Regions from separate parts of the Homo sapiens genome. Here region 2 is linked to region 1. The links are chromatin contacts, found by Hi-C or POLR2A ChIA-PET in ENCODE. All regions are on one chromosome and are shown on one strand. Each heading gives the region's core, a stretch centred on a gene start or an enhancer-like site at or near the end of the contact. The rest is flanking DNA. Distances are from core to core; before and after follow the strand shown. Region 1 holds the start of ARPP19 (cAMP regulated phosphoprotein 19). Region 2 holds the start of BCL2L10 (BCL2 like 10).

The links. Hi-C counts contacts between places; a loop is a spot of excess contacts on that map. ChIA-PET counts read pairs that join two places held with the same protein, here RNA polymerase II (POLR2A). Pooled maps may share reads with other maps.
Region 2: a loop to region 1 is called in a pooled map, with 2.0 times the contacts of the local background. The contact joins the promoter of BCL2L10 here to the promoter of ARPP19 in region 1. A Hi-C loop is called at or near these places in 4 of 37 single-sample maps with no recorded cell type and 5 of 50 pooled maps. POLR2A ChIA-PET finds 5 or more read pairs at or near these places in 2 of 52 experiments (GM12878 and activated T-cell).

The regions. Positions count from the first base shown.
Region 1 is chr15:52,567,433-52,570,585 of GRCh38, reverse strand. It overlaps ARPP19 (cAMP regulated phosphoprotein 19), which reads left to right and starts at 1,556. Exons shown (of 3, transcript NM_006628.6): 1 at 1,556-1,738. The coding sequence starts at 1,694. RefSeq lists enhancers at 1,027-1,156, 1,210-1,956, 1,957-2,705 and silencers at 1,627-1,686, 1,757-1,856.
Region 2 is chr15:52,111,338-52,114,490 of GRCh38, reverse strand. It overlaps BCL2L10 (BCL2 like 10), which reads left to right and starts at 1,716. Exons shown (of 2, transcript NM_020396.4): 1 at 1,716-2,253. The coding sequence starts at 1,765. RefSeq lists a silencer at 1,710-1,869.

The DNA.
Region 1 (3,153 bases), core at 307-2,806:
TTTTTTCTTTTTGTAGAGACAGAGATTTGCCATGTTGGCCAGGCTGGTCTTGAACTCCTGAGCTCGAGCGATTTGCCCGCCTTGGCCTCCCAAAGTGCTGGGATTACGAGTGAGCCACTGTGCCCAGCCACAGCCAATTTTCTTGAGGCTGAGTTTCATCATTAAGTGTATGTCTATCAGATTTTAACTCAAGTTCACAAATACATTGATATAGGACATATACTAGAACGTCAGTCAATTTATTAATAAAAATACAACTGTTAAATGCTTCAGTGGCCTAACTACTGCACTCTTCTTTCTCTCTGCAGTTCTGCTTAAGGGAAAGGCAAATTTTCAGTATGTTACTTTGTGAGTATAGAAGGAGAACAAATATGTCGTGGATCTTACAGTTTCTCAGCTAGCCCAGCGTGAGACATTCTTAAGGGATATCTTTGTCAAACAGTTGGCCTGTTGAACCCTTTTATTTTCAATACTTCCTTGGCTGACAAATGCCTTCCTTCGTTTCTCCAAAAGGAGTGCAATATTAACTCTTTTTGTTTTTCTAGTTGCAATTCCAGTGCAATTCTTCCTGTCTGAGATTCTACATCCTGGTTGAGTTTCGATGGTTTCCAAATTCCTTATCCAGGCATTTAGGGTCTTTCAATTGTTCCCCTGCCCCCAGAAATGCATTCATTTTCTGTGGCTTTTTACTAGTTTAACTTTTAGAGGGCAATCTTATTTCCAAGTTTCTGAGGGACACTTTGTTGGAACCAACAAACATTGCGAGTAACTATTCAGATATCAAGTAGAATGAGGATTCAGTAAGAAGCCGCAGGACTTGGCAAATAAAAAGGTCATTGGGGGAGCTCAATGCTAGCAGTTTCGGTAAGCTTGTGGGAGTGGACCCCCTGGGAGTGGACAAATGAATCTGAATTCCTTCGTTAGATATCTAGGAAGTGCTGGACCCTCAGAGTAAAATATAAGTAATTACAGACGAGATCCCTGCCCTGGTGCGGCTTATCTGAGAAGGAAAGGTGACCTAAAGTCACGACAATTGTGTAATGATACAGTTCATGTTGTTGAGGAACTGTACAGGGCTGTGACAGCCTTTAAGAGGTGGCTCTGGCCTAGTGTAGAGGTTTAGGAAGGAAAGGTTCTGAGGCAGAGACGTAGGACTGGAGATGTGAAGGCGTGGCAGAGTGGAGCAAGACTTTTGGCGTGCCCAAAAGACAGCCTGTGTGGCTACAGAGCGGAGAGCGAGGAGAACAGAACTAGGCGAGGATGGGTAAGTGGAAAGAGTAAAATAAAGCTCCTAGAACGAGGGGACCAGAGTGGACAGGAAAGGGCGGGGAGGGGCGGTTCCACTTAGAAACTACAATTCCCAGGAAGCACTCGGCAGCCACAAACGGATGTGAGGTGAGGCAGGAGCGGCGACCTTTGAAGGAAAAAAGGAAGTGTTTGGACGACAGCGAGCGGGAGAAGCGGGGTCAAGTAGGTAGGGGTGCGGTGCGGGAGGGGCAGGCGGGCTCCGGCGTGCGAGGGCCTTGGCCAGCGGAGCGTTTCGCGGCTCCGTGTCGTCATAAGGCGGCGGCCATTTTCGCGGGCGGAGGCGGCCCGGCGGGCCCTGGGAGAGCTGGGACGGGCGGCGGCCGGGTGGCCTCGGCCACCCGCTAATTGCATCTTTTCCCGGCGTCTCGTCTGCAGAGGGAGCACTATGTCTGCGGAAGTCCCCGAGGCAGCCTCCGCGGAGGAGCAGAAGGTGAGCGCGCGGGGCGTGAGCCCTGGGCCCTGCCCAAGGCCGGGTCTGGCGGGCGGCCTGCTCCCGCCAGGCGGAGGGCCGCGCCCGAGATGCGGGGCCGAGGCGCATGAGGCCGAGGCTCCTGCGCCCCACCTTTGGCTTCCCGCCGTCGCTGGCTGGTGCGCCGACGAATTGGGAGTTCCAACGTGCCCCGCGTTTACTCCGAATCGTGCCTTTTGTAACACCTCCGTGGGTCGCGGTGTTCCTCAGTCACTTATATTTACGCGAGAGCCCAGGACGCAGGCTTTGGGCGTAGAGCCTAAGTTTTTCTGTAAGCCTCAATTTGGTTAGGAAGTTTTATTTTTTCCTTTGAAGAACTCTCCAACTACTTGTATTGTGAGCGTGCGGTTCACTCCAAAAGCAGTGCCTCGTGTGCGGGCCGCGATGTGGGCCAGGATTGGCATTTCAGGGCCAACCCTTGTAACCATGGTCAGTGAGTAAAGTCCGGCCTTCAGTGTCTTCACCTGTAAAGGCCGAATACTGGTGCTTGCCTCCCACGGCGGGGTGAGGCCTAGAGGAGGTGAGTCAGGTGTAGTGTGCAGCGCAGTCTGTGCTCAAAAAGGTTTCAGTCGATGGGACTCAAATATGGTACTTGACTAAAAATCGAAAGGGTGGAATTTTAAAATTTTACTCACGAAATTAATCAGGGTTTTATTGGAAACAGGAATATTTTGTAAACGCCCTTGTGTCTTCCTGATGTAGGGGAATAGGCCGGGAGTGTCACTGTGGTTCAAATTATGAATATCAAGCCTTTGTATTTATCTAGGCTGGTGTTTGTCTCTCCCACTGTAATTATTTCCACCGCCCTGCCCTCCTAGGCAGGTGTGACTGGCCGAGAAGTGAGAAAGGGCCGAGGTATCTTGTCTCCTAAATTGTTTATCAACAATTTTTCTTACAAATCAGGTTGTGTTGCCGTTAAATACGATTTTGGTCTACTGCTTGACCTTCGTGCGGGTTTCTGCTTAATGTTGCACTTATGTCCTAATTAAGTTGGGAATTGGATTAGTGTTCTAAGCCCATTCCATATGTTCTTAAAACCGTGTTAACTTTTCTTAAGTTGGGTGCTTCTGTTAGGATGTTAAAGTAATTGAAAAACAAGAAAACATATAGCATAGGTAAAAGTCCAAGTTACCACATTATTTGAGAATATCCCGTGAAAATAGATATATTTACGCATTACCAAAAAAATGGATTTTGGGGGCAAAAATACAAATATTAAAGTTTGCAATCTTAACAGTATTATTAAGTATCACCTGCTTATTGTAAAATGCGTATTGTGTTCATTATTGCTTGAAATTTAGGAGCCCCCAAAAATAACAAGTCCCTGTCTGTGGTGGTTTGCCTTAAACACTTACATCAAACTTAGCATTAACTTC
Region 2 (3,153 bases), core at 467-2,966, 460 kb after region 1:
CAGTCACCCCTGAGTGAGTGTGAGTGAATACTGCAGCTGTTCTCTTTCATGTGGTACCAGCACATCATACAGACCCATCTATAATCCAGGCTGGAGGTTTTTCTCCCTCAGTCAACTGGACATAGGCAGCATCCCAAGAAGCCATAGTTGTAGAATGAGGGAGAGGAGGCAAAGCAACAGGAGTTGATGTTGGAAGAGTCTGAGCCGCCTGCTCATACAATTTACTTATACCTTCTGAACCTGCCTGGGCTGTTTCTAATACACCATTTCCATTTGATGATAGGTGGCTGCTGTATACATCCAATTTTATGGCTACGTAGGTCAGATGACATCCAGTTCATGATGGGAGCTCAAGCTTCATGGTCAGGCATTCTGCCTCTATCAAGGCCTAGTAGCAAGGCAGAACCTGCTTCTCAGAAGGAGAGTAGTTATCTTCAGAAGAGGTTCTAGATTTACTTTAGAATTCTAGAGGTCTGTACTCTCTCCTGTCAGTGCTTGCCAGAGGCTCCATACAGCATCCCTGTTGGACAAAGTCCCACTGGATCTGTTGGATCACAAGACCCAAGTGGTAGGGCAGCTTTACTGCAGCCTGAACCTTCTGCAGAGTCTTCTCTTATTCTGCTCCTCAATCCACCAGCCTGTCAATTGGGTTGAAATAGCACAAACACAGTATATGTTGCCTTCAAAGTCCAAAATGGCTTACTGTTCCAGGCTGTGTCCCCCAAAATTCATATGTTGAAATCCTAACCCCCAGTGTGATGGTATTCAGAGATGGGGCCTTTGGGAGGTATTAGATCACAAAGGTGGAGCCCTCACGAATGAGATTATTGTCCTTATAAAAGAGACCCCGGAAAGCTACTCCACACCTACTGCAATGTGAGGACACAGCAAGAAGCCTGTTGTCTATGAACCAGGAAGCAGGTCCTTACAAGACACAGAACCTGCCAGGGCCTCAACCTTGGACTTTTTAGCCAACAAAACTGTGAGAAATAAATGCCTTTATTTATAAGTCACCCAGTCTATGGCATTCTGCTATAGCCGCCTGGACAGACTAAGACAGCTGCCAAGTGCCGTGCCTCTTTTGTAGTGATGCAAGATGCAGCAACTCATCTTTCACCCTGGGAGGGCTATTTCAACATGCTCCAGACCCCTGAACCCCCAGAAATACCACTGCTAGTATCCATTCTGCATCAGTCTGGATCCAATCAGGAGAAAGAAGCCACGGAGTAATATGAACTGAGAAAGTTTAATATAAATATTAGATGGCCGGGCGCGGTGGCTCACGCCTATAATCCCAGCACTTTGGGAGGCAGAGGCGGGCGGATCACGAGGTCAGGAGATCGAGACCATCCCGGCTAACACGGTGAAACCCCGTTTCCACTAAACAATCCAAAAAAATTAGCCAGGTATGGTGGCGGGCGCCTGTAGTCCCAGCTACTCGGGAGGCTGAGGCAGGAGAACGGTGTGAACCTGGGAGGCGGAGCTTGCAGTGAACCAAGATCGCGCCACTGGAGCTAAATAACCCGAGTCTCACAGTGCATCTGATTGCTACGCGAACACGTGCGCACCACCAGGCCTTGCCTTGGGGACTGGAACAGGTGCAGGTGGGATTCCCATCAAAGGCTCTTCTCTCAGTCCTGAAAAACAATATACCGGGGGCCGGGGGCCGGGGGCCGGGGCGGGGCACGGCAGCCCTACCCTGGGGGAGGCGCGGCCGGGCCAAGAAAACCAGCGAAGGCCCGGCCCCCCAGCAGAGGCCGGACCATGGTTGACCAGTTGCGGGAGCGCACCACCATGGCCGACCCGCTGCGGGAGCGCACCGAGCTGTTGCTGGCCGACTACCTGGGGTACTGCGCCCGGGAACCCGGCACCCCCGAGCCGGCGCCATCCACGCCCGAGGCCGCCGTGCTGCGCTCCGCGGCCGCCAGGTTACGGCAGATTCACCGGTCCTTTTTCTCCGCCTACCTCGGCTACCCCGGGAACCGCTTCGAGCTGGTGGCGCTGATGGCGGATTCCGTGCTCTCCGACAGCCCCGGCCCCACCTGGGGCAGAGTGGTGACGCTCGTGACCTTCGCAGGGACGCTGCTGGAGAGAGGGCCGCTGGTGACCGCCCGGTGGAAGAAGTGGGGCTTCCAGCCGCGGCTAAAGGAGCAGGAGGGCGACGTCGCCCGGGACTGCCAGCGCCTGGTGGCCTTGCTGAGCTCGCGGCTCATGGGGCAGCACCGCGCCTGGCTGCAGGCTCAGGGCGGCTGGGTGAGCACGCGGCGGACACCGGGACACGGGGCGGGACGGGCAGCCGGGAAGCGCCCACGAGGCTGGCACGGTGAGGAACCCACCGCGCCAGGCCCCTGGAACGAGGTTTCGTGAAAGCAGAAAGGCTCGTTTCAGCGGGCCTGGAACGTTCGCTGTGAAGTCTGGGGTTTCTCCTCCCCTGGCAGAAAGGCCGGCAGAAATCGGCCTTCTTAGACGGCCGTGAACCGTTCCGAAGCAGCTGCGCAGGCTTAGGTCTGCTCACTTGGACCTTGCCCTGGCCTTAGCCGTCGGGGACTTTTAGGGGGGCACCCACGTTAGGTCTGAACGTTTTGCTCCTATAGAAATCCCCAACCAATGAAGTCAGCAATGGCGGGGCCCCAGCCAGGTGGGGTGTTTTTCTCCTTCGCCTATTAAATGCGCCTTTGGAGAGACTCAGACCCATTGATCACAACCCCCTACGCCTCTCAGCCTGGCCAGAGAGGTTGTGGAGTGTGGTGGTCGCCCAGTGGTGGCGCTGACCCAAGGTTCCTTAATTTCTAGTCCTCTGCACCCAGTCCTCGGTGAGAACGTTCTAGGCCCCTGGCTTTCAGCTGCAAGCCTTCATCTCTGTGGTCAAGGTTAGAGGGACAGGCCCTTGCCCTGCAGCTGATGATCAAGGAAAGCCACCTGGTGATGAGCCCACTGCATGCCTCTGGGGGCTCTGAGCTAGACCCCATTTCTTTCCCCACCACCTTATTGGCGTTGATTCAATGACTGAAGTGGCCCATGTTATCGGATACCTATAGCCAAACTATTAAAACCAGCAAGTTTTTTGATCCGAAATGTAGCCTCCTGGGGGCAGTTTCCATTTAGACCTTTTTCTTTTTTTCTTTGAGGCGGAGTCTCGCTCTGTGGCCAGGC